Regions from separate parts of the Homo sapiens genome. Here region 1 is linked to region 2. A link is an interaction called in ENCODE POLR2A ChIA-PET data of the cell type or tissue named here. Cell type or tissue: MCF 10A. All regions are shown on one strand. Links, peaks and the distances in the headings refer to the core of each region. The heading gives the core; the rest is flanking DNA.

Region 1 (7,858 bases), core at 2,859-7,858, 98 kb after region 2:
CTGCTGAGGGTGCTGCCTTCAGCTGAAATGAACATGAGGGTGTGGGGAAAGCCCTCCTTAGGAAGAAGGCTTTTTAGGTCTTAGTGAGTCCAAAAAAGAGGAGTGGCAGAAGTCATAAAAGAGGCACACGATGGAAATGTCTGTCCTTTTTAATATCATGGAGGCTGCTAGAGTTCTAACTAGGGAGAGCTCACCAACTAACAAGGCACTGAAGAGCCCACAGCTTGGGGCTCATGGGGACAAGGTCAGGAGATGGTGGGAGGGGATGCAAATTTAGAAGTTCCACCTACGAGGATCCCGATATGGCAAGTACAAAATGCCCAATTAACCTTTTTCTACATGTTTTCTTCCAATGGTGTTTAAGTTCACAGGACATAGACTTTTTTTTTTGACAGGGTCTCACTCTATTGCCCAGGCTGGAGTGCAGTGGTGTGATCACAGCTCATTGCAGCCTTGACCTCCAGGGCTCAAGTGATCCTCCCACCTCAGCCTCCTGAGTAGCTGGGACTACAGACATGCTCTAGCATGCCTGGCATTCTTTCTTTTTTTTGTGGAGATAGGGTCTCACCATGTTGCCCAGGCTGATCTCAAACTCCTGAACTCAAGCAACCCTCCTGCTTTGGCCTCCTAAAGTATTGGTATTACAGGTGTGAGCCACCACACCTGGCCCACAGGACATGGATTCTGAACAACTGGCATAAATCGACTGGCCTCAAGGTAAGGTTTTAAACTAAGCTTAAGCTTTTCTGTTGCCCTCAGATACCACTGAATTTCTTCTTCAGATTTTGGTGACATTAAGTGGTGGTTTCTGGAAATACAATTTTAATTTTGCTTGGGATGATTGTCTTGGGGTCTGGGGATAGCTCATTTTCTAAATTTTGTGGTTGTGGGGCTGGTGTTGCAATATTCTTGTGTCTCATTAACTTTCTGGAATTTTAAAAACAGACTCATGGAAGGTTTGCCTCAGAACTCAGTCTTTGAAGCCTTGGAGGAACTAACCTGTTCCAGCCCAGGCCGCAGCTTCGGAAGGGACCACAGCTCTGCCCAGGGATTGGAAACCCACTAGCTGGGATTAAACAGAACACAAATTGGAACTGATAGTTTTGTGACTTTAACATAGACACTTTGGGCTTCAATTACTTTTGACTTTAATGTCATAGTTTCAGTTTGCAATGGGATTTGAACTTTAATTTTGGAGTTTGATTAATGGGAGGGTTATTTGTTGTTCAAATTTGAAAATGGGAGGGTTATTTGTTGTTCAAAACCTTTATTGTTGGCAATCCCTTGTTGGAGCTTCTTAATACCATCATTTAATCTCATTGTGGATCTCCGATAGCTACTTAGATAACATGGCTGCATGAAATTTTATTTTATTTATTTTTGAGACAGGGTCTCACTCTGTTGCCCAGGCTGGAGTGCAGTGGTGTGATCATAGCTCATTGCAGCCTCAAAATCCTGGGCTCAAGTTATCCTCCTCCCTTGGCCTCCTGAGTAGCTGGGACTACAAGTGCGTGCCACTATGCCTGACTAATTTTTTGACTTTTTGTAGAGATGAAATCTTGCTATGTTCCCCAGGCTGGTCTTGAACTCCTGGCATCAAGTGATCCTCTCTTTTTGGTCTACCAAAGTGCTGGGATTACAGCACTTTGGCATGAGCCACTATGCCTGACCAATGAAATTTGAGGTGGGAAACGGAGCACCCAGGCTGAAGTGCAATGCTGTGGTCATAGCTCACTGCAGGCTTGAACTCCTGGGCTCAAGCAATCCTCCTGCCTCTCAGCCTCCTGAGTAGCTGGGACCACAGGATGGCTAATTTTTAAACTTTTTTGTAGAGATGAGGTCTCCCTATGTTGCCTAGGCTGGTCTTGAACTCCCAGCCTCAAGCGATCCTCCCGCCTCAGCCTTCTGAGTTGCTGGGATTACAGGTGTGAGCCACTGCTCCTGGCAATGTATTTCAATTTCGTGGCAAAATTGCAGAAATGAACATAAAACACAGGTGAGGATAGGAGAGTCTAACTTTTCTGGCAAGATCGGGCAGTGTTGAGCTCCAAGGAAAAGGAGAAGGAACCCTGGACACATTGATAAGGCGTCCTCTTTTCCTTGGTATTAACTGAAGCATGCTCTTGATGGGGAGGAAGCTGCTGCTACTGCTGCCGTGTTTGGTGTTTGGAGAAGTTAATATGGTTTGTTATTTGTTAAAAGCTTACTGAGTACCAGGTATATGCTGAATGCTTAGCATACGTTATTTTGTTTAATCTTGGCCACAATGGGCCCTGACAGTGATAGCTGTGTCTGAAGTAGGTGCTATTATTCCCATTTTACACCTGATAAAGCTGGAGCTCAGAGAGGCATAGTAACTTTTTCAAGGTCACACGGCTAAAATGAAAGGTAATGAATGGTTTGAATTCACTTTGGCACATTCAATCAACCAATCCTCAGATACTCACTGAGCGTGTTGTATCAGCCATTATTTTTAGTTGCAAGCAGTAGAAACCAACTCTGGCTGAGTTTAGCAGAAGATGAATTTATTAAAGGGACCCTGGATTGCTCATGGAAATTCCAGGGGAGCTACAGAGCCATTGTGGAAGCTTCCCAGCAGGGACAATGGTCAGAACCTGGCTGCCGCTGCTGCCACTTCTTTGACCATGGCCTGGATGCTTCGGCTTGCAATGCTTACCCACTGGGGCTGGATGCTGGGTGCTGCTGAGAACTCTACCTCCTCTGTGATCTTGCTGTGGCCACCACTGTCCCTACAGGCTCTAGGGTCCCTGCTTCCTGGCATTACTGGCTCTGGATTGAAAGCCTGGGCCTCTGATGAATGGAACGTGTGTGCATGTGAAACTGCCTTTGCAAAGATGATGACAGTGAGGGAAGTCTAGCATGGGTGACTCCATCTTGCCTCTACCCTCACAGGCTGGCTGTCCTCACTCATTCCTGGGCATAGGCCAAGCTAACCATGGGAGGAATTTAGTTTACAGTTTAACTCTGAAGCAAAGATGATATTAGTCCCTCCCTAAAATGAACCCCCTCCTAGCTCAGGGACCTGCCTTTGTAAAACTAATGAAAGGCCACAAGATTAGGATTATGGGAGGGGCTTGAATTTTGCTAAGATGTGGGTGTAGCTAACCGATGACCAGCCATTGACCCCTAGCTTGCCTTTCTATAATCCTTTGCTGCTCAGGAGTCATGCGGCCAGAGGTCACAAGATCTGTGACTTCCCCAATTGCTCCTATAGATAACATCACTATTGTAAAACCAAATATTGGTCTTCTGAGATATTTTTCAGACTTTTGCATTCTGAAATGATTCATGACTCAACTGGTCCTGTGACCCCCACCCAGAGGTGGACTTAGTGCACAAGGTCTGTTTTCTACACTCCTATGATTTTATCCCCAACGAATCAGTAGCACCCATTCTCTGCTCTTACCGCCCACCAAATTCTCCTTAAGAACCCTAGCCTCTGAGTTCTTGTGGGGACTGATTTGAGAAATAAACTCCCATCCTTTCACTTGGCTAGCTCTGTGTTGTTAAACTCTTTCTCTACTGCAATACCATGGTCTCAGTGAATTGGTTTTGTCTACGCAGCAGGCAGGAAGAACCCTTCGGGTGATTACAAATTAGCCTGCTCCAGAGCTGCTGGAGGTGGGGGTGACACACTTCTTGTGCCTGTGTCTTCTTTCTTGGGAGGTCGGCTCTGTTCCCAAGACTGATATCATGGGGAACTCCTCTAATGTGGCAAAGCAGTTTGAATGCTGGGCAGCCAGGGGAGTCACAGATGGTTGCATACACATCTGTGTTCTGCATGACACTGCTAGACATGGCGGACAATACCAAGACGGATCAGACCCAGCACCTGTCTTCCGAGACCTTACGGGCTCATGATTCTCTTCCTTTTAACATGCACATTTATTAGGTACCATAGTGTGCAAAGCTTGTTCACTCGAATTATTTCATTAGGTCCATCTGATAGTCATGTAGGGTAGGCAGAACTGATAGGATTTCTGTTTTATATTTGAAGAAACTAGGTCTGTCAATAGTGAGCCAGGTTTAAAAAAAAAAAGAAACTAGGAAGTTAGGTGATGAGCCTAAGACATCACCACTGGTGAGGAGCAGAGCTGGGACATGAGCCTATCTTCTGACTCCAGGCCCAGTGCTAAGCCAACTAAAGGGGCATAAAGGGGAGCTGAGATCAGGGAAGGCTCTGTGGAGTGGCACTGCCCCTCAGTCCCTTGTCTGCAATTCTAAAATCCAAAGGACTCTGAAAACAAAGTCTCTGTCTTTTTTTTGTAATGGGATCTCATTCTGTTGCCCAGGCTGGAGTGCAGTGGTGCCCTCTGCAGCCTCGACCTCCCTGGCACAAGTGATCCTCTTGCCTCAGCCTCCTGAGTAGCTGGGACTACAGGCGTGTGTCACAATACCTGGCTATTGTTTTTTGTTTGTTTGTTTTCAAGTTTGGGACTAAAACTCAATTTGGCAGCAAAACCTGACCCGAACTGATGTGATTTGTAATCTTTAGTTATCCATTTACCGTAAGATCAATGTGTTTAGCTGCAGAAATCTTAATGTTTGTTAATAGGGGGTTATCCTGGTCCATAAAGGGAGGGAGAGGAGGAGGTGTTACCTAATATTGGGTCCATGGACTACATAGCCTAAAAAAATCTATAAAATTTCAAAACACACCTGGCTTCAAGGGTTATGGATAAGGGAGTCTGGGTTGGATCTGAAAGGGGGCTTGGTTGTGGGGTAGAATTTCGATGTTTGGAAGGGATGTGGAGGGATGTTATGAAGAGGAAGCCTCACGCCATACCACCTTGGGTCTTGGTGTTAAGTCATTATCAACCATTACATTTGCTTTAAAGCAGAGATGACTTACATTTCTGATAACTACTTTCCCTTAATTCATGATTCACACACATTTGGAGGGCTGGACTTTCTGGGTTTGGTTATTTCCCCTGGTACCAATCCCCGCCTTTTCCCAGAAATCACTTGACTTTCCCGAAAACTCAGAAACACACCCTTTGGCTGAAAAATAGCATTAAGCAATCGGTGAAATTCCCCATTCCTCCTTTCCCCGCTGGAGCCCTGGATAGAGGGCTCTCTGGCCTGGGAGGAGGACGCTGTCCTTGTTTCAAAAGCAGAGGGAGCTCCAAGATCAAGGCTGAGTTTCCCTAAGTCATGGTCTCCCAGCCCCCTCTGTTTAGATCAGGGAATTTCAGACATGCACACTCGGGTAGGGAATCTTATGAACAGAACCAGGACAGGGAGGCTGGCCGGAGGTTCCTGCAGAGGGAGCGTCAAGGCCCTGTGCTGCTGTCCCTGGGGGCCAGAGGGGTTGCCCAGCATGCCCACTGGCAGGAGAGAGGGAACTGACCCACTTGCTCCTACCAGCTTCTGAAGGTAAAATCCTTACAAACGAGGAGCAGAGCTTTGATGGAGGAAAAAGGAAAGGCAGAAAACTTCACGTAGGAGGGCTTGGGGCAATGATAGAGGGCTGACAAAGGCAGCATAAAAAAAGGCAGAATATAGACAACCTATTTCTCTTAGGCTCACCCCATCCACCCCTACTTCACCCCCTTACCTACCACTGTTTTCAGGGTTAAAGCAATTTTAGCAACCCTTTACTAGGAACTGTGGGGAGATAGCTTGTATTTTCAGTAAGTTGGCGGTGGGGGGCAGGGACAAACTCCAAACAAACTCTGGAAAACGAATGTAGGAAGTTTTTATGTTCCTTGTCATTTGGCTGTCCCTTTTCTCCTTCCTCGCACAACCCTGTATCAGTGGGGCAGCACTTCCTTCTCAGACCGCTTGTCCCAGGGTCCCTGCCTTCCCCTAGTGAAAGAAGCTCCTGCCTCCATCGGTGGGCGTTGGGAGCATCAGCGGAGATGCACGCAATGATAAACAGCAGACAGGGCTGCTTGAGGAGATGAGGTGATCACGGTTAAAGAAGAGGGGCTGTCCTACATGGATGATCATGATGCGCCAAGACTGTTGAAAACCTGAGTGGAAATGGGAGCATCGTTCTTGAGGGCAGGAGAGAGACTGATACCGCGGGGGTGGGGCTGGTGGAGGACAATAGAGGAAGAAGAAAACTGGGAGAAAGTACTCGATTCCTTTGGAGAAAAATTAGGAGAAAGTCTAGAGAAGCAATGAGGGAAGGATACAATTTAGCTATAGTCTAGAAAGTTAGTCGAAGTTAACTAGGGAGGGTGTGAGGGGCACGGTGCCATGTGGGGATGTTGGTGATATGGCCCTGTGTGTTATACCTTTGAAGGTGACACTGAGCCCCAGGTGACGCCGCACCACCAAAGAAGGTGCTTGTGTTTGTCAGACAAATACAGCCAGGCCTGCCACCCCTTAGGCTCCAAAGTCCGGAGGTGCAGAAAGCCAGGACCAAGAGACAGGCAGCTCACCAGGGTGGACAAATCGCCAGAGATGTGGTAAGTGATCAAGGGTCCCTGAGATGACACAGACTCCATTCCCTTCATCTTCTCAAGAAAAGCGCTCAAGGGCCAGGCATGATGGCTCACACCTGTAACCCCAGCACTTTGGGAGGCTGAGGCGGGAGGATTGCTTGAGCCCAGGACTTTGAGACCAGCCTGGGCAACATAAGGAGACCCTGTCTCTATTAAAAAAAAAAAAAATTAGCCCAGCGTCATGCGTGTCACCTGTGGTCCCTGCTACTCAAAAGGCTGAGGTGGTAGAATCACTTGAGCGCGGGAGGTCAAGGCTGCAGTGACCTGAGATCGCACCACTGCACTCCAGCCTGGGTGACAGAGTGAGAACCTGTCTCAAAAAAAAAAAAAAAAGGGCTCTTGTCTGAAGCCTGGGTTTTGGTTTGACCTGGGCCTTTTCTTTATTCCGACCTAAGATTCTCCCCCATGGCCGATTGACTGCCTCTCTTCTTCCCCCTTTCTTCTGCCTCTGGCAAATAGCGCGTTCTGTCCTAGGCTACTGGTGCCTGGTCACCCGCCAATCTATGCCTCTGTTTTTTCAGGTGCATTGTCCTGTTTTCACTTTTGGCATGGGTTTATGCTGAGCCTACCATGTATGGGGAGATCCTGTCCCCTAACTATCCTCAGGCATATCCCAGTGAGGTAGAGAAATCTTGGGACATAGAAGTTCCTGAAGGGTATGGGATTCACCTCTACTTCACCCATCTGGACATTGAGCTGTCAGAGAACTGTGCGTATGACTCAGTGCAGGTATGTTATAAGCACAAAAAGAATAGAGATGGAAGACTAGGGCTAAGGTAGCGGAATAAGGATGTGGGAGGGAGTGCCACCTGTACTCACAGTGAACTGGAGTCAAGTCCTAGTGGCATAAATGTTCTATTCTCTCTGTCCCTTCTTTTAACTCCATACCAAAATATTACCCTTTCCTAGATTTTTTTTTTGTGACTCTTCTCTTAGATAATCTCAGGAGACACTGAAGAAGGGAGGCTCTGTGGACAGAGGAGCAGTAACAATCCCCACTCTCCAATTGTGGAAGAGTTCCAAGTCCCATACAACAAACTCCAGGTGATCTTTAAGTCAGACTTTTCCAATGAAGAGCGTTTTACGGGGTTTGCTGCATACTATGTTGCCACAGGTAAGGCTCACCCTTCTGCATGTGCCTTATTGACCCAGCTAAAAGATTAGAAATGAGAAATCCACTGAGCAACACATTGAATGAGGATTCTGTTCGTAATTCTTATAAAAAGTGTTGACTTGGCCTGGGTCGCTCCATAAATCACTTTTGTGAAATTCAAATGCATGATCATATCTTAGTGGTGATGATGATCATGGTAATAACACATAGTACATAATAAACAGCAATTTGTTGAGAGCCACTATAAACTGGGTATGTATTGGGGATTGGG
Region 2 (8,511 bases), core at 2,063-7,062:
GGTGCAGAGGTGGGGGCTGCAAGGAGGAGCAGGGGTTCCACAGGTGAGCCCACTGAGCTGGCCTGGCCTGGGTGGATGAGAGGCAGTGGGTGCAGGGCCCCTCCGCTTACCAGCTGTGTGGTCTTGGACAAATTACTTAACTTTTCTAACCCTCAGCTTCCTCATCTGTAAAATCAGGATCTCAGGGTTGTCGTGAGAACTCAATGAGACCCTATCGTTGTGGCTGGAATTCCGTCAGCCCTCAAAAACTGGGCGCTGTTACTAGTTTAGTAACTCACATCAGGCAGAGAATAGGGGAATGGGAACCTGCCTTGCCCCGGTCCCTTCCCACTCCCTCCGTGGACCCCAGGCCTGCGACGGCCTCTGGCTTCCTCCTCTTCCCCCAGCAGCTGTTTGTCCTGGGACAGGGCAAGTCGGCTGAATCTAGAGGTGCCCCCGATGGGCTGTCCGGGGACGCGGCTCTGTCCTGTGCTCTCTCAGGGACAGGCCCATCCCCGAGAGCTACCCTCCTGCTCACCCGCCACACACACATTCACACACTTCTTGAAAGCCCCATGGCCTTTATTTAGACGTTACAGGAAGGAAGTGGGTGTGGGGGGTTATTTTTGACAATCTGGGTTTGAAATTAGACAGCGCGACTCAGGGCATCAGCTTGCTGGGCTCAGCTGAGGGTGGGCCTGGGGTCTCCCTGAGGTCTGTTTGCCCAGGGCTGGGAAAGGAGAGAAACTTCCTACTGCACTGCTCCCCTGAGTCCCCTGACCCTGTGCCCCCGCACCCTGCTGTCTCAGGGCTATCCTTTCCCTGACGTCAGGGTTTGAAGGAAAAGGGAAGTGAAGCCATGCTGAGAGACGCTCCATAACTCCTTCAGGGAGAGGCGGGGAGGGCTCAGGGTACCTGGGAGCCGGCAGGACAGTGGTGGGATTTGGGGGTCCCAGGTCTTCCGGGGTGGGGGCAGCCACTCACTAGGAGTGAGGAGTCGGCGCGAGGAGTGGAGGAGGGAAGGATGGTGGCAGCTGGGGAGCCAGCGTCAGCACCGCAGAGCCCGAGGTGGAGCGTGTCCATGCAGAGCTGGGCAAACCTCCATCATCACTTGCCCGGTGACCCTGGGCACATTCCCTCCCATCACTGGAGGCTCAGGCTGCTCCTGTGGTGCCTGGGGCTGGAGCTGAGCGCTGGGTACCCCCCTTCCCGGGGAGGGCTTGACTGGCCTCTGATGGCACCCCCGTCTTTCCCCAGCGCCGGCATCGGCCGCACAGGCACCATCATTGTCATCGACATGCTCATGGAGAACATCTCCACCAAGGGTGAGGGGCACCTGGGGGTTTGGGGGTGGGGGGTGAGCAGCCCCTCGGTGTCCGCCTATGCCTGGACCTGAGGTTTGACTGCCCCCCACCCAGGCCTGGACTGTGACATTGACATCCAGAAGACCATCCAGATGGTGCGGGCGCAGCGCTCGGGCATGGTGCAGACGGAGGCGCAGTACAAGTTCATCTACGTGGCCATCGCCCAGTTCATTGAAACCACTAAGAAGAAGCTGGAGGTCCTGCAGGTGCGTGCAGAGCAGGGCCTGGGGGGGGGGGGGGCTGCAGTGCAGGATGGGTGCCACCTGGCCCTGCTGGGACCACCACCTTCCCACTGTCCCTCTGCCCACAGTCGCAGAAGGGCCAGGAGTCGGAGTACGGGAACATCACCTATCCCCCAGCCATGAAGAATGCCCATGCCAAGGCCTCCCGCACCTCGTCCAAGTGAGTGGCCCTGACTGCCACTGCCCGGCATCCACCCCTTTGTCCTGCCCAGCCCGATCCTCACTTTCTGGAGAGGACAAGTGTTGCAGCTGGGGGGACCTGGCTTCAAGTTCAGGCTTGGTTCTCACCCCTTCTGTTCATAAGCATTTCCTGAGTGCCCACACGTGTGGGCCTCTGCTAGGTACCAGCAGCGCACTCGTGTATGAGATGTAGCCTCTGTCCTCTAGGAGCTTGGAGTCTAGTGCAGGGACCGTGGCTGCGTCACCTGTGAGACGGGGTGGCCAGAGGGGACTGCCAGTGCCGGGTCCCCCTGTGCTGTCTCCTGACCTGCACCAACTGCCTGTACTTGCCCCCCTGCACCCGGCTGCAGACACAAGGAGGATGTGTATGAGAACCTGCACACTAAGAACAAGAGGGAGGAGAAAGTGAAGAAGCAGCGGTCAGCAGACAAGGAGAAGAGCAAGGGTTCCCTCAAGAGGAAGTGAGCGGTGCTGTCCTCAGGTGGCCATGGTACAGCTCTTCTGCCTGGGTGTCCTCCCTGCCCTGCCCTGTGTCCTTGGCTCCACTGCCTTCCCTGGGTGGATGGGGTGGCCGCAGCCTCATTCTGTGCTTCCCAGCTGCCCCAGACCCTCTTGTTCCACCTCCAGGTTCCAGCTACCCTCTCACTCCCTCACTCCCTTCTCTTGGCAGCCTCAGCCCTGACCCTGTGGAAGCATTTCGCGATGGACAGACTCACAACCTGAACCTAGGAGTGCCCCATTCTTTTGTAATTTAAATGGCTGCATCCCCCCCACCTCTCCCTGACCCTGTATATAGCCCAGCCAGGCCCCAGGCAGGGCCAACCCTTCTCCTCTTGTAAATAAAGCCCTGGGATCACTGTGTGTCGCCTCTGAGCCCTTTGCTTGCCCAGTGAGTGGGCGGCCAGAGGGCAGGGCAGGATGGGTAACTGTGTGTGCCTCCGTGCGTGCCTCGCGTGAAAGCTCCGCCTTCCGTCAGACGGACGTGGGTCGGGACTCCGCCTCGCACGTGGGAGGGTGACCGTGGGTGAAGCTCCCCAGTCTCCTTCTTTAAAATGGAGGGCGATCATAACAGGGTGGTTGTGAAAAGCACCGAGATGACGGCTGACGATAAGACGGGCACAGTGACTCATCACACGCTTGCCATGTGCCCAGGCACTAAAAGACTACACACGTTAGTTCAGTCTAGGCACTTCTGTCATTCTCATTTTACCGTGGCGGAAACTGAGGGACAGAAAAACTAAGTAACTTGGTCACTTGCCCAAGGTCACAGGGCTATGGAACAGTGAGGCTGGGATTCGAACCCAGGCTGTCTGACCCCAGAGCCCACACTCCTTACCCTGGAGTTGCAGCTGGGGCCACCCTCAGGGGGGCCCTGATCACACTCCCCTGATGCTGAGTTCCAGATCTGAACTAAGAAGAGTAGTTAACAGCCGGAAGCGCAGACCTGAGGCCAGCCCGGCTGCGTCCCCTCTGGCGGGAACAGGGACAGGCTCCTCAGAGCACCCGGGCACGCCCAGCTCCTCCCCTCATCCAGGCCGCTGCTGCCCTTATCCTCTTGGGCAGAGTTTGAAGAGCTGGCTGACGTGAAGAGTGCTTTGTTTTTTGTCCCCTCTTCCTTCCCCCATGTCAGGAGTGGGGTTTCTTCTTTATTTGAAACACTGGTGTCCTGGGGAGTAAAGCCGGTGGGAGTCATCCCTCAGGAAGTGCTGGCGCCCACTCCTGGAAAGGCTGAGACAGCACAGGTCCCAAAGCCCAGAGGCTGGGCGTGCATTACTCAGCAAATCCTTACAGAGCCCCCGGCGTCACAGGCATTCACAGTCCCCCGACCTCCTGGAACTTAGGAGGCTGGTCAGGGAGACAGATTCACAAACCGATCACAAGCATCAAATAATTGCAGGCGGGTATTAAGAAGGAAGCAAACAAAGCCTGGGAGAGAGAACAGCGAGGGATTGAGCAACCCAATAGCTCCCTGGGGCTGTGGCCCTCCAGGGCACGGGTGGGGCAATCACCTGTCGGGCCCAGGTCCCCTCTCCCAGCAACGCCCTTTCTATACAAGCCGCAGCTGCACAAAGGCAAGTCCCACCTCCTCTAACCGCCCTTGGGCTACCTGCCCTTGGGGTGGGACTTGGACTCCACTGAGGGCTGTGCTGTGAGGTGGGTCCGGGAGCAGCTCGGTCCGGAGAGTGGAGCGCGATCGTTCCCTCTGCAGGCCTCAATCGAGGGGCAAGGCTGATGCTCCGGGCCAGCTGGGGTCTCTGGGTAGCGGTGGGTAACTTCACACTAGCGACACCTTGCTGGGACCCGCCTGCCCTTCACAGGCCTGGCGGGGCCTTCTCCCTCCCCTTTCCCTCAGGGGATCCCAGCACAGGCTGGGCACTGCGGGGCGGCACAGCCCAACTCCTGCCCAGCTGACCCCTCGCTGACCTCAGGGATCTCTCTGGCCTGCAGCTCCGCTGTGGGCAGGGTCTGAGGCCACAGAGGAATGGGCTAGTCCTGGGGGCAGCATCTGCTGTGGGGAGGGGACCCAAGGACAGCCCCCGCTTTTTGTACCTCTGGAGACAGGGGTGAGACTAGGCAGGTTGGAGAAAAGAGGCCCCTGGGAGAGGGTGGGAGGCCTAGAGGAGTGGCCAAGCCTTAGAGGAGGTGCCCGTGGCTGGCGCTGGGAGGGAAGGGGTTAAGGCAGTGGGGGGGCAGCCTATGGCAGGAGGACACACCTGTGCGCAGGGTGGCAGGCGGGGCCCAGGTAAGGAGCCTGCGCTGGCTGCCCGGCAGGCGGAGAAGGAAGGAGGAAGAGCGGAGGCCAGGGCGGGCTCTAGGCCGTGGAATCTGGGGCCTTAAAGCCCCTTCGTCTCCCCAGCACCCACTCTCTGGGGGCAGGTGGGCCCGGTGACAGGTAAAGGCCACCAGGGGAGAGGTCCTGGGCTGAGCTTGGGACTGCAGAGGGGGGATGAGGGTGGGTAAATCGGTGTGTGTCGCGGGTCGGGAAAGGCTGCCGGGGGTAGGGGAAGGTGGCTCAGAGGCGGCGGGCCGACGGTCGAGGGGCTTCGGAGGGCCTGCTTGGACTGCAACCTGGGCCTCGTGATCAGCGACCCAGGGTGTGGCTGGTGGCGGGCAGCAGGGCTCACCAGGAAGTGTCCCCAGGGACTCGGGTGGTGGGGGGATGGGAGCCAGGGATCTGCAGCTTTTCCGCAGGGATCCTGGGCCTGAAGCTGCCTGACCCAAGGTGGGCGGGCTGGGCGGGGGCCCTCGTCTTACCCAGCAGTGTTTGGGTGCGGTTGGGAGTCTCTAATACTGCCGGGTAATGATGGAGGCCCCTGTCCCTGTGTCAGCAACATCCATCGCCTCAGGTCCCCAGCCCTTAGCTGGCTGCAGCCCCCTCCCCACTTCCCACGCACCCCGGAAGCCCCTCGTCTTGAGCTGAGAGCGTTGCACAAGGGGTGGTTCTTGTTGGCTGGCTGCCACTAAGGGACACAATGGGCCCCAGCCCCTCCTCCCACCCAGTGCGATTTGTCACCTGGTGGATCCAGAACCCACAGTCGACCTTGAGCTTGGGGTTGGCTCGCCCCCTCTCAAGAGACCTCACCTGGCCTGTGGCCAGGGTCCCCTGTAGCAACTGGTGAGCGCGCACCGTAGTTCTCTGTCGGCCGGCCCTGGGTCCATCTTCCAGTACAGTGTTGGATGGTCTAATTGTGAAGCTCCTAACACTGTCTGGTAAAGATGGCTCCCGGGTGGGTTCTCTCGGCAGTAACCTTCAGGGAGCCCTGAAGACCATGGAGGACTACTGACCAACAACCTCTGACCTTCACCCCTCTGGATGGGGGACGAATCACTAGGCAAAGGGGAACAATGGGAAGGAGACAAAATGGCTGCCTTTACAGCTGCAGCAAGATGTGGAAACACTGGTTCCCTAGGCACCTCCATTGTCTTCCCGCCTTGGGAGCATGAAATAAATAAAGTGTGAAGGGGAACATGAGGAAGACTGATCCAAGTCACTTGACCTGTCTTTTGTCTAGTTGTTTATCTCATCTTAGCCTCCCAGCAACTCAGGATTGGGGCTGCGACGTCTGCTTTGTCTTTCATGATACTCAACCCCAAGCAGAGAAAAATATCTTAAAAATCGAAGCAGATTAACCCAGTCCCTCTGTTCAGATCCACCTGCTGCCCTATCTGCATTTGGCAGTTCCTGGACATACTTTGCACCTATGTTTTGTCTGAGTTCCACATCTTCCTTGTCTCCCCGCAGGGATGGGAAATGGGCAGTAGTGGGAGATTCAGGTATAAACGGTGGCTCTGTTTCTCTGGTGCCTGAGATTCGGGAAGGCCTGTCTTGGGAAGATAAGTGTCAGCTTATCTGTGGACTGAACAGACAGGCACCTGTTCTGTTGGCCCCGGAACTGCGGGCATGAAAAGCCCACCTCCCCAGGGGAGGCCTGTTAGCTAGCAGCTCCTCACGCCTGGTGACTGAGAAATGGAGTCTGGGGGGCCTACAGCAGGCCACGCGATCCACTGGGCTTCTGGGCACAGAAGTGCCTCAACAGGCACAGGCAGGCTCCCCACAGCCACAAGGAACCCTGCTGCCAAGGAAGCAGCTCCTGTTGGGGTCATCAGATTTTTAATCTGGCTCAGCAAAGCCATGGCTGTCCAGCCTTAAAAAAATGGGTGATGTGGGAGAAATGGAGGGTGTGTGAAGAGCACAGCTGGGCCTCGAGAACTCAGGGCCAGCCTTCCCAGCTTGGGTCCTGTTTCGGAGCCCAGGCCTTGCTTCCCCTTAGCCGCCCCAGCCAGATTCTTTTGCGCCCCCTGCTGGCACACACAAAGACAGACCCAGGAGCGCACATGTGAACGTGCGCATGCTTGCTGCCAGTTACCCAGTTCATGAACACGTGAAGCCTTGACTTCAGGTTAAGTAATAAAAATTTATTGAGAATTCCTGGGTTGGTGTTTATCTCCTCCCAGCCTTGAGGGAGGGAACAACACTGTAGGAAATCACTGAGAAATCACGCACTGTCCCCAACAGCCCCAGTTAACACAGGGAGGAGGAAAGTAATTCCCCAGAAAAGGGGCTAGTCTTCAGTCTTCCTTAATCCAAGAGGGGTTCAGGGAACCGGTGTGGGGGACCATCGCATGATACTGGGGCGGGGTAGGGCTGTGCTGGACCCCTGGCTGGCTCCTCAAAAACTGGAGAAGCAGATCCACTTCCTCTGGGGGTGGAGTTCTTGGTGACTAGGCTCATTTCTTACCCTTGATGAGGCTGTCACTGTAGGAAAAAAAAGATAGATAATGACATTATTAGGGGACATAAATGTGAGAGGCAGGACACTCTAGGCCATTCCCTCTACGACCCTCCTACCCTGATTGAGGGTTTGTCTTCGGGGAGGTGGGAAAGGGGGTAGGGTAGGAGGCGGGTACTGGAGAAGGTGGCCTGCAGGACCCCACAGAAGCAACAACAGCTTACCTTCCCCTGTGGTGCCAGATCGCCAGATGAACAAGAAACAGAGAAGAGAAATGCACATGTTAATTGACAGCTTCAGGCCCCACTCAGCTTTGAACCCTCCTTTGCTCCCAAGAGAAAAGATAAACAGGGTTGACAGCCAGGAATCTCAGGCTCATGAAAGGAGGAGGCATGTTCTCATGGCCACTGCTATTTCTCATCTCCTTTCCTAACATCCCTCCATTCACCAGAGGAGTTTGAGGGCTCTTGAGTAAGAAAACTGAGTATCATCTTTCATCACTTTTTGGTTAGATGAAAACTTTATAATTAAAGTGCTTTTTATGTGAATAATCCTATTTGATCTCATAAAATCAATCCTATGAGATGCAAGATAGAAACTGTCAACCACCCCCTTTTCTAATTTTGGTTCAATGTCTCTGAGCCATATGAATAGCTGTAGCAGGCTCCAGAGCCCAAACAACCAGACTCAGGTCCCACGTTCTTGGTGATACCCCACAGTGTGGCCACATCTCTCACCTGGTGAAACTTTCATCCTGTAGGTTCAGCACAAGGTTGTCAGCTGTGAGATAGATACGATTCTGTGATGTGGCGATCTACAGGGCAGGAAATAAGACAGATGCTTGCATTAAGCAAAGACCTCAATTCCGACCCCTGCAATTCAGCAGCTACTTAACATGGAACACATGCAGATTAGGGCAGGGGTGCAGCAATGAGTAACACATGGTTTCTGCTCGCACTTAGGGATCCAGAGCGCTGAGCAGCAGCTATGATTAGAACAAAAGGTCAGGGAACCCAGAGGAATCATTCTTGACAGGAGGAGTATCGGAGAAGCCAATTTTTTATTTATTTATTTTTGAGACGGAGTCTTGCTCTGTTGCTCAGGCTGGAGTGCAGTGGCATGATCTCAGCTCACTGCAACTTCCGCCTCCTGGGTTCAAGTGATTCTCCTGCCTCAGCCTCCTGCGTAGCTGGGAATATAGCTAAACGCCACCACAGCGGGCTCATTATCTTTTGTATTTTTAGTAGAGATGGGGTTTCACCATGTTGGCCAGGCTGGTCTCGAACTCCTGACCTCAGGTGATCCACCCACCTTGGCCTCCCAAAGTGCGGGGATTACATGCGTGAGCCACCGCGCCGGCCAGAGAAGCCAATCTGAGTAGAAACCGGAACAAGCAAGGTTCGAATTCCCTCACCTCAATGTGCCTTAACTGAAAGCACTTTCTCAAGGCAGCCCCATCAGAGACGCTGGGCTGACACACTCACCGTCTTGGAGATATTCTGGGCTGCTCGAATC

Evidence for each region. ChIA-PET counts read pairs that join two places held together with the same protein. Peaks named below come from ENCODE experiments on the same cell type or tissue, not always from the same donor. Only the 100,000 strongest peaks of a DNase experiment are listed, where the experiment ranks them.
Region 1: POLR2A ChIA-PET joins it to region 2 with 19 read pairs; 9 of 35 experiments call an interaction of 5 or more read pairs at or near these places.

The regions. Positions count from the first base shown.
Region 1 is chr12:7,055,481-7,063,338 of GRCh38, forward strand. C1S (complement C1s) reads left to right here and starts at 5,238. Exons shown (of 12, transcript NM_001734.5): 1 at 5,238-5,397; 2 at 6,359-6,437; 3 at 6,995-7,202; 4 at 7,410-7,587. The coding sequence starts at 6,433. RefSeq lists enhancers at 4,825-5,326, 5,327-5,826. In MCF 10A, for the core only: a CTCF peak has its summit at 5,141; a DNase peak (open chromatin) is centred at 5,011.
Region 2 is chr12:6,958,691-6,967,201 of GRCh38, forward strand. It overlaps PTPN6 (protein tyrosine phosphatase non-receptor type 6), which reads left to right. Exons shown (of 16, transcript NM_002831.6): 12 at 1,237-1,304; 13 at 1,398-1,549; 14 at 1,654-1,745; 15 at 2,116-2,255; 16 at 2,436-2,626. The coding sequence ends at 2,230. It overlaps PHB2 (prohibitin 2), which reads right to left. Exons shown (of 10, transcript NM_001144831.2): 7 at 8,481-8,511; 8 at 7,734-7,810; 9 at 7,221-7,226; 10 at 6,637-7,022. The coding sequence ends at 6,995. MIR200CHG (MIR200C and MIR141 host gene) reads left to right here and starts at 4,555. Exons shown (of 2, transcript NR_135032.1): 1 at 4,555-4,658; 2 at 5,511-5,757. MIR200C (microRNA 200c) reads left to right here and starts at 5,009; the gene lies at 5,009-5,076. It also overlaps MIR141 and LOC105369634. RefSeq lists enhancers at 2,066-2,867, 2,868-3,667, 2,890-3,408, 3,217-3,426, 3,668-4,469 and 5 more. In MCF 10A, for the core only: CTCF peaks have their summits at 2,224 (motif pointing left), 3,484 and 6,577 (motif pointing left); DNase peaks (open chromatin) are centred at 2,881, 3,501, 4,451 and 6,561.